Linked DNA regions of Homo sapiens: region 1 is linked to region 2. A link is an interaction called in ENCODE POLR2A ChIA-PET data of the cell type or tissue named here. Cell type or tissue: endothelial cell of umbilical vein. All regions are shown on one strand. Region 1 overlaps PTPN4 (protein tyrosine phosphatase non-receptor type 4). Region 2 has its middle 51 kb from the start of LINC01101.

Region 1 (5,000 bases), 610 kb before region 2:
TCATTTTTCATTTTGTGTATGGATTTCTGATTGGTTCAGCACTGTTTGTTGAAAAGGCCATCCTTTCTCTGTTGAATTGTTTTTGTACCTTTGTTAAAAATCAGTTGGCTGTACTTGTGTGGTAATTCTATTTTGTTCCAGTGATCTCGGTGTCTCTACTTCTGTCGTTACCAACAGTCTTGATAAATGTAGGTACATAATCATAAAATCTGGGAGAGGGATTCCCAGTTTATTTTTCTTTGGGAGTGGGAGTATAGTTACTCCCACTTTAGTCTTTTTCAAAATTGTTTTTGCTACAATGATTCCTTTGCCTTTCCATATTAATTTTTTATTTTTTTTAAATTTGAGGCAGAGCCTCGCTCTATCACCCAAGCTGGAGTGCAGTGGCACGATCTTGGTTCACTGAAGCTCCGCCTCCTGGGTTCAAGTGATTCTCCTGCCTTAGCCTACTGAGTAGCTGGGATTACAAACATGCATCACCACGCCTGGCTAATTTTTCTATTTTTAGTAGAGATGGGGTTTCGCCAAGTTGGCCAGGCTGGTCTTGAGCTCCTGGCCTCAAGTGTTCTGCCTGCCTAGGCCTCCCAAAATTCTGGGATTACAGGCGTGAGTCACTGCGCCTGGCCTTCCATATTAATTTTAGAATAAAATTATCTAAAATAAAATTATCTACAAAAAAGTACTGGGATTTTGATAGAAATTACATTAAACCTGTATGCCTATTTGGAGAGAATTGACGTGTTTACTAGTTTGAATGTTCCAGTCCGTGAACATAGTTATGTCTCTCCATTTATTTAGATTTTCTTCAATTTTTTTATCAGCATTTTGTAGTTTTTAGCATAGAAGTTCTCTATGTGTTTTGTTAGATTTACACCTAAGTATTTTGTTTTTTGTTTAGCAGTTGCAAATTATACTGTATTTTGTTTGACTCCTCATATTTATTCCTAGCATACACAAATAAAACTGATTTTTGTATGTTGATGTATTGGGTGACCTCGCTGAACTTACTTATTAGTTCTAGGAGTGCTTTTGTAGATTCCTTGGGATTTTCTTTGTAAAATTATTTCATCTGCAAAAATGTTTAATTTATTCCTGTATGCTATTTCTTTCTTTTTCTGTTTTTTCTTTCTTTCTTTCCGTTTTTTTTTTTTTTTTTTTTGAGGCAGTCTTATTCTCTCACCCAGGCTGGAGTGCAGTGGCGCAATCTTGGCTCACTGCAACCTCCGCCTCCTGGGTTCAAGCGATTCTCCTTCCTCAGTCTCCCAAGTAGCTGGGACTACAACAGGCGCCCGCCACCACACCCAGCTAATTTTTTGTATTTTTAGGAGAGACGGGGTTTCACCCTGTTAGCCAGGATGGTCTCGATCTCTTGACCTTGTAATCCGCCTGCCTTAGCCTCCCAAAGTGCTGGGATTACCGGCCACCGTGCCCGGCGCTCCTCCTTTTTTTAACCTCACAGCATAGGCTAGGACTTGCAGCATTATGTTGCATATGAGTGGTGAGAGCAGATACCCTTCCTTGCCTTATTCCTGGTTATAGGGGAAAGCATTCAGGCTTTAACCATTAAGTATGATGTTAGCTGTGGATTTTTTTGTAGATGCTTTTTATTATGTTGAAGAAGATCCCTTTATTTCTAGTTTTCTAAGAATTTTTTATTATGAATGGGTGGTGAATTTTGTCAAATGCTTTCCTGCATTGATTAAAAAGGTCATGTGATTTTTCTCCCTTAGTCTGTTAATAAGGTGGATTATATTGATTGATTGTTAAAATATTGGGTGAACCTTGTTGCACCTTTGAAATAAAACCCCCTTGGTACATGGTATGTAATTCTTTTTACATATTGCTGAATTCTGGTTTCTTGTATTTTATTAAGGGTTTTTGTGTCTGTATTCATGAGGAATATTGGTTTGTAGTTTTCTTTATGTTTTTGTCTGTTTTTTCCATCAGGATAAAATTGGCTACATGGAATGATTTGAGAAGTATCCTTTTCTATTCTGCTTTCTGGAAGAGATCATCTAGAAATTGTGTTACTTTTTCTTTAAATGTTAGGTAGATTTTCCCAGGAAACCCTCTGTGTTTGAATATTCTGTTGGGGGAGTTTTAGAATTACGAATTTGATTTTTAAAATAGTTATAGGGCTGTTTAAATTTTCTGTTTCATATTGGCTGAATTTTGGCAGTTTGTGCCTTTCATGGAATTGGTTCTTTTTATGTCAAATTGATGTATAAGTTGTTTGTAGTATTACCATTTCAATGGTTGCAAAGTCTATGTGGTATCCTCTGTTTCATTCCTAATGTTAGCAATTTGTGTTTTCTGTTTCTTTGTTAGCCTTGCTAGAGGTTTATTATGTTTATTGATCCTTTAAAGAACTAGCTTTTTTCCCCTATTGATTTTCTCTATTTTTATTTTCTTTAATTTCATTGATTTATGTTCTTTGTTATTTCCTTCCTTCTGTTTGCTATGAGTTCATTTAGCTCATTGTCTAGGTTCTTGAGGAGGGAGGTTAGATTACTGATTTGAGACATTTCCTGTTTTCTATTGTATGCATATATTGCTGTAGATTTCTGTCAGCACTGCTTAAATCATATCTCACAAATTTTGATATGTTGTGTTTTCATTTTTATTCAATCAGTGTATCTTGATTTTCCTTAAGATTTCCTCTTTGTCCAGTGGATAACGTAGACTTGTTTAGTTTCTACGTGTTTGGAGATTTTTCTGTTGTCTTTCTGTTGTTGATTTCTGGTTTGATTCCATTGTTCTCAGAATACATTTTGCATAATTTCAATTATTTAAATATTTAGATTTGTTTCTTAGCCCAGGATATGGTCTCTCTTGAAATGTTCAGTGGATGTTTAAAAATAATTAATATTCTGTTGTCTTTGCTAGAGTGTTCTATAAATGTTCATGATTAGATCCTATTGGTTGTTAAGTTCTCTTATATTCTTGCTAATTTTCCTAGTTGTATCAATTATTGAGAAAGGGGAGTTGAGCTCTCCTATAATTGTGGGATTTATCTTTTTTTATTTCAGTTTGACAGTTTTGCTTCATGTATTTTTGCAGCTCTGTTGGTTGGTACATCCACATTTAGGATTGGTAATGTCTCGGTGGCTTGACCATTTTATCATTATGTAATGCCTAATCTGTTCTTATGAATTTTATTTGTTCCCAAGTCTACTTTATCTGATACTAATATAGGTACTCTTCTTCCTATTGATTAATGTTTCCATGATACATCTCTTTCCATCCTTGTACTTTCTACCTGCCTGTATTGTTATATGTGAGGAGAGTTTCTGGAAGACAGCATTATAGCTGGGCCATGTACCCCATCCCCACCCCCACTCCGCCAATCACTGTCATTTTAGTTTCTTAGAGACAGGGTTTCTGTCTGTCTCTGACACTGGGGTACAGTGGCATGATCATAGCTCACTGTAACCTTGAACTCCTGGGCTCAAGGGATCCTCCTACCTCAGCCTCCTGAGTAGCTAGGACTACAGGTGCATGCCACCATGCTCAGCTAATTTTTTTTTTTTAATTATACTTTAAGTTCTAGGGTACATGTGCACAACGTGCAAGTTTGTTACATAGGTATACATGTGCCATGTTTGTTTGCTGCACCCATTAACTCATCATTTACATTAGGTATTTCTCCTAATACCATCCCTCTCCCTGCCCTCCACCCAACGACAGGCCCCCGTGTGTGATGTTCCCCGCCCTGTGTCCAAGTGTTCTCATTGTTCATTTCCCACCTGTGAGTGAGAACATGCAGTGTTTTGTTTTCTCTCCTTGCGATAGTTTGCTCAGAATGATGATTTCCAGTTTCATCCATGTCCCTGCAAAGGACGTGAACTCATCCTTTTTTATGGCTGCATAGTATTCCATGGTGTATATGTGCCACATTTTCTTAATCTAGTCTATCATAGATGAACATTTGGGTTGGTTCCAAGTTTTTGCTATTGTGAATAGTGCTGCAACAAACATACACGTGTATGTGTCTTTATAGCAGAATGATTTATAATCCTTTGGGCATATACCCAGTAATGGGATCTTTGGGTCAAATGGTATTTCTAGTTCTAGATCCTTGAGGAATCATCATACTGTCTTCCACAATGGTTGAACTAGTTTACACTCCCACCAACAGTGTAAAAGTGTTCTATTTCTCCACATCCTCTCCAGCATCTGTTGTTTCCTGACTTTTTAATGATCGCCATTCTAACTGGCATGAGATGGTATCTCATTGTGGTTTTGATTTGCATTCTGGTCATCTCTGATGACCAGTGATGATGAGCATTTTTTCATGTGTCTGTTGGCTGCATAAATGTCTTTTTTTGAGAAGTGTCTGTTCATATCCTTTGCCCACTTTTTGATGGGGTTGTTTGTTTTTTTCTTATAAATTTGTTTAAGTTCTTTGTAGATTCTGGATATTAGCCCTTCGTAGATGGATAGATTGCAAAAATTTTCTCCTGTTTTGTATGTTGCCTGTTCACTCTGATGGTAGTTTCTTTTGCTGTGCAGAAGTTCTTTAGTTTAATCAGATCTCATTTGTCTATTTTGTTTTGTTTGTTTTTGCCATTGCTTTTGGTGTTTTAGTTATGAAGTCCTTGCCCATGCCTATGTCCTGAATGGTATTGCCTAGGTTTTCTTCTAGGGTTTTTATGGTTTTAGGTCTAACATTTAAGTCTTTAATCCATCTTGAATTAATTTTTGTATAAGGTGTAAGGAAGGGATCCAGTTTCAGCTTTCTACATATGGCTAGCCAGTTTTCCCAGCACCATTTATTAAATAGGGCCATTTCTTGTTTTTGTCAGGTTTGTCAAAGATCAGATGGTTGTAGATGTGTGGTGATATTTCTGAGGCCTCTGTTCTGTTCCATTGGTCTATCTCTCTGTTCTGATACCAGTACCATGCTGTTTTGGTTACTGTAGCCTTGTAGTATAGTTTGAAGTCAGATAGTGTGATGCCTCCAGCTTTGTTCTTTTTGCTTAGGATTGTCTTGGCAACGT
Region 2 (5,000 bases):
TTGGTGTATGGGAATGCTTGTGATTTTTGCACATTGATTTTGTATCCTGAGACTTCGCTGAAGTTGCTTATCCGCTTAAGAAGCTTTTGGGCTGAGACGATGGGGTTTTCTAGATATGGGATCATGTCATCTACAAATAGACAATTTGACTTTCTGTCTTCCTATTTGAATATGGTTTATTTCTTTATCTTGACTGATTGCCCTGGCCAGAACTTCCAATACTATATTGAATAGTAGTGGTGAGAGAGAGCATCCCTGTCTTGTGCTGATTTTCAAAGGGAATGTTTCCAGCTTTTGCCTATTCAGTATGAAATTGACTGTGGGTTTGTCATAAATGGCTCTTATTATTTTGAGGTATGTTCCTTCAATACCTAGTTTATTGAGAATTTTTACACATGAAGGGATGTTAAATTTTATCAAAGGCCTTTTCTGTGTCTATTGAGATAATCATGGTTTTTGTCTTTAGTTCTGTTTATGTGATGAATTATGTTTATTGACTTGCGTACGTTGAATCTTTTCCTCTAATATTTTAAAACAAACCAAGACACCGATTATTTCACCCATAAATACTTCAGTAGTTATCTCTAACAGATAAGGACTAAAAAATATTATAAACATAATATCATTACACACCTAGAAAAATTAAGAATTATTGCTCAATATTATTATCTCATAATCAGTCTGTGTTCAAAATGACAAGGACTTTTTAAAACAAGATGTAACTTCCTGTTCCTGGATTATTTCACTTAATATATTGCCCTCTAGATCCATCCGTGACATTGCATGTTCTCACTCACATGTTGAAGCTGAAAAAAACAAAAAACAAAAACTGATCTCTTAGAAGTAAGGAGGAGAACAAAGGATACCGGAGGCTGGGAAGGGTAGAGGGAAGAGAGGGGTAGGGAGAGATTTGTTGAAGGATACAAAATTACAGCTAGATTGGAGGAATGAGTTCTGGTGTTCTATACCGCTGCAGGATGACTAGAGTTAATAATACATTACATAGTTTCAGATAGCTAGAAGGAAGATACCGAATGTTCCTAAAACAAAGGCATGATAAACGTTTGAGATCATGATATGCTAAATACCCTGATCTGATCACTATACATTATCTGTATTGAAACATCACTATGTAACCCCTAAATATGTATAATCATGTGTCAATTTACATTTTTATAAAAGTAAAAAATTTTGAAACCCCAAGATCTAAAAAGCACAAACCATGAAGCAGAAGAAAAGGCTTGACAATATCGAAATTAAAGATTTATATGCAATAAAGGACATCAAAGTCACAATTAAAGAAAAATGGCAGGTTGGTAAAATCAATTAATATCTCAACCCATTGCTATTCAAAGCACGGGTCTGTGAGCACATGAGGAGTTGCATTGGAATGCCAGTCAACTATAGTCTGTAAGCACGTTGTTTAGTTTATCAGAGATTTTTGGTTGTTGAAGCAAGAAATTTGTTGATTGAAGAAGTGGTACTTTGATTTAACAAACTGTTCTTAGATAGGCGGCTAGTCCCCACTTTGAGCAACACTGATTAACACTATTCAAAGAACTCCAAATCAACGAGATAAAGGCAAAAAACCCAACAGAAAAAGGGATGATGCCTATGAATAGGCAATTCTCAGAAGACGAATCCCAAATGACTAAGACTTGTAGAGATGTTTCAGCTCACCAGTAATCAGTGAAATGCAAATCAAAACAAGGAGTTGCCACTTTGTATCCATCAGAATGGCAAATTAGAAGGGTGGATAATGGAAACCAGGTGTTGACAGGTGCGTGGGGAGACAGGTACACTCTGTAGGAGTGGAGACAGGAGTAGGAGTGTGAACAGGTACAGTCAGTCTGGAAAATATTCTTTATTTTGATTAAGTTTGCATATATTCTTTGTCCTGGAAATTCCATTCCTGGGTATATGTCCCAGAAAAATTTGTCAAACAGGGGCATGAATGAGGATGTTCACGATGGCTGGAAGTCACAGGCAAGCCAGGTGTGCATTCCGAGGGAGTGGGTATGTGCAATGTGATGGCCCACTGTGGAAGTGGAAGCAAGCTTGCAAGCAGTGAACGAGGCCTACGTAGAGTGCACAGAGGCCTCTGGAAGCACAGGGGAGTGAGGAGGGTCATCACGTTATGCCAGCAACTCTCAGACTTCCCTCTCAGAACCCCTTTCTAACTTTTCACAGTAATGGATGACACCAAAGAGCTTTTGTTTATGTGGGCCGTCATCTCTATCTGTATCATCTCAGAAATTAAAACAGAAATTTTAAAACAATTTCTTAATTCATTAAAAAGACAAGTCAGTTACATGTTAGCACATATAACATATTTTAAGACAAACAGTTATATTTTCCAAAATAAAAAGTGTAATGAGAAGTAGCATTAACTTTTTTTTTTTTTTTTTTGCAAATCTTTTAAATATCTGGCTTAGGAGAAGATAGCTGGATTCCCATATCTGCTTCTGCATCCAGTCTGTTGTGATATCACGTGTCATGTCGCCTCTGGAAAGTGCCACTCTACACTTAGAAGTTCAAGAATGAGAAGAAAAAGGCGGATAATGTCTCAGTGTTATTATGAAAATATTTTTGACCTTGTGGATCCCCCAGGGATTCCTTGGCCACACTTTGAGAACTGCTGCACTATGCCATTAATGTTCATTGATGACACATCAATATACACAATGTATCACCACTACACATTTTATAAAGTCTCAGGCATATTCAAGGCTGTATATCAAATACATTGACTCAGCCCCTGTGGAATACAGGAAGGGAATGGGATAAAAGGGGGAATGAAATAAATAAGATAAAGCAAGAAAGAATCTGTATGTGCTTTACTAAGAATTATGATTAACTCTGGTCTCTGCACTTGAGGTTCAGTGTGTGTGTGTGTGTGTGTGTGTGTGTGTGTGCGTGTGTACACGTGTGTTTGGAGGCAGGAGTGAGAAGTGGTGAGGCCTAAATTGAGGCAACACTGAGAATTCATGTGGACTCAAACCCAGGATGGTGAGCGGTGAGTGAGGCAGTGCCACTTCCATCGATCTCCTCTCCTGCCATCGCTGACACCCTCCAAGCTCCAAGCAAGGACTCCTACTACCCTAAGACAGACCCTACAGGCTTCTCATTCCCACTACAGGGAGGAGGGAAGATGTCTGGGTGACCCCAAAGGTCCTTCCAGACCTTCCAGGCCATGACACAATGATCATCTGGTGGACTTTGAGTGGTGGACCAAGCTCTAGGCTGTACACCAGTGCCAGGAGTTTGAGCCTCTCCTCCTGGCCTCCACCTGCCAGGTGAGACTCAGGCAGGGGCGGCACCATGAGTCCCTGTGTCTAGCTGTGAGCAGTACCCTCTGTGAGCCGACCACCTCACTTGCCTCAGAGCAGTGCCACAGCCTCTGCCCACCTCCTGGGAGGCCTTGAGGGCCCTCCCTGGCACTCAGGGGTGGGCAGAATTGAACTGAAGGTCCCTAGCAGATGTCCTGCTCTAAGGCTCACCCCAAACCTGGCCCACGAATCCATCCCTGGCTAGCTGGCTTGCCATCCCTGCCCTGCCCTCTGATTCTCTGATTGAGAGGCCCTGCCGGGAGATACCCTTCTGTGTGCTATACTCTAACCCCCTGCAAGCCCTTCATGGCTCTGTCCAGCTGTGCCCCTCTTTCTGGACCCACAGCTCCTGCTCCTGTTCTCTCGGTCCGTAGCCCACAGGTGTCGGTGTTTGGGGGCTCGTCTGTCCCTGGCTGCTGGGAGCGATTGTGAGCAGGGACGTTCTTTCACTCATTCCTGTGACCCTGGGCCAAGCCCTCGGTAGGGGCTCAGTATTGGAGAAATGAATGAGAGAGTTAGAGACTTGAGCAGGAGACCTTTGAATACCACATTTCCGGAAACCAGGGCCCTTCCCCAAACCTCCCTAGACATTTCCGCCATCTGACAATGAAAAAGTTAATGCCTGGCCCAGCCCCAGGTGGAATGTAGGGGTACAGATAGTTCAAGCTGTTTGAAATTTGAAACATCCCCCTGTAGTACCCACCTTCCCGCTTTGTCTGGGCTGAATCTATTTTATTTTATTTCATTTCGTTTATTTATTTAGAGACGGAGTCTCACTCTTGTTGCCCAGGCTGGAGTGCAACAGCGCAATCTCAGCTCACTGCAACCTCCGCCTCCTGAGTTCAAGTGATTCTCCTGCCTCAGCCTCCCAAGTAGCTGGGATTATAGGTGCCTGCAACCAGCCTGGCTAATTTTGTATTTTTCTTTTTTTTTAGTAGAGATGGGGTTTCACCATGTTGTTCAGGCTGGTCTCGAACTCCTGACCTCATGTGATCCACCTGCCTCAGCCTCCCAAAGTGCTAGGATTACAGGCATGAGCCACCACACCTGGCCAGGGCTGAATCTATTTTCATATTTATTTCAGATTTTCTTAAAAGAAAGACAACAACAGGGAACAGTGAAGCTCCCTGCAGACCCTTCCGCATCCTCTCCCTCCCTCTCTCCCCAGAAGTAACCACCATAATGAATTTGTTGTTCTTCATTCCCTTGCATGTGGTTATATTTTTGCTATATAGATAAGTATCCATAAACAAAATATTGTAGTTTTACATAATTTAAAACTTTACATCAATGTTCCCAAGCTGTACATATCCTTCTGCCATTTGTTTTTTGGCCCAACATTGTTTTGAAATCGCCCGTGTTGACACACGTAGCTACAATTTATTCGTTCTCACTGCTGAAATATATTCCATTGTATGAATATACCATGATCTTCAAAATCTGTTTTTCTGTTGATGGAGGTTTAGGTTGTTTCCAATTTTTTGCTTTTGCAAACAATGATACAGTAAACACTGTTGTACATATCTTTCGGTGCACATGTGCATAGATTTCTGTTGGATATGATTCCAGTTATCTGTGGCTGCATAACAAATTATCCCCAAACTTAGCGCCTTAAGTCAAACACCATTTTATTATATCTCACAATGTTGCATGTCAGGAATTTGGGGCAGG

Evidence for each region. Peaks named below come from ENCODE experiments on the same cell type or tissue, not always from the same donor. Only the 100,000 strongest peaks of a DNase experiment are listed, where the experiment ranks them.
Region 1: POLR2A ChIA-PET joins it to region 2 with 7 read pairs; 2 of 35 experiments call an interaction of 5 or more read pairs at or near these places.

Annotation. Positions count from the first base shown.
Region 1 is chr2:119,800,762-119,805,761 of GRCh38, forward strand. The region is part of intron 1 of PTPN4 (protein tyrosine phosphatase non-receptor type 4); the gene reads left to right. Among named protein-coding and RNA genes, the nearest start is that of PTPN4, 43 kb to the left of the region's middle. In endothelial cell of umbilical vein, no CTCF peak of the experiment used is centred here; a DNase peak (open chromatin) is centred at 2,570; H3K27ac peaks cover 902 bases.
Region 2 is chr2:120,412,546-120,417,545 of GRCh38, forward strand. No RefSeq gene overlaps it. Among named protein-coding and RNA genes, the nearest start is that of LINC01101, 51 kb to the right of the region's middle. In endothelial cell of umbilical vein, no CTCF peak of the experiment used is centred here; no DNase peak of the experiment used is centred here; H3K27me3 peaks cover 260 bases.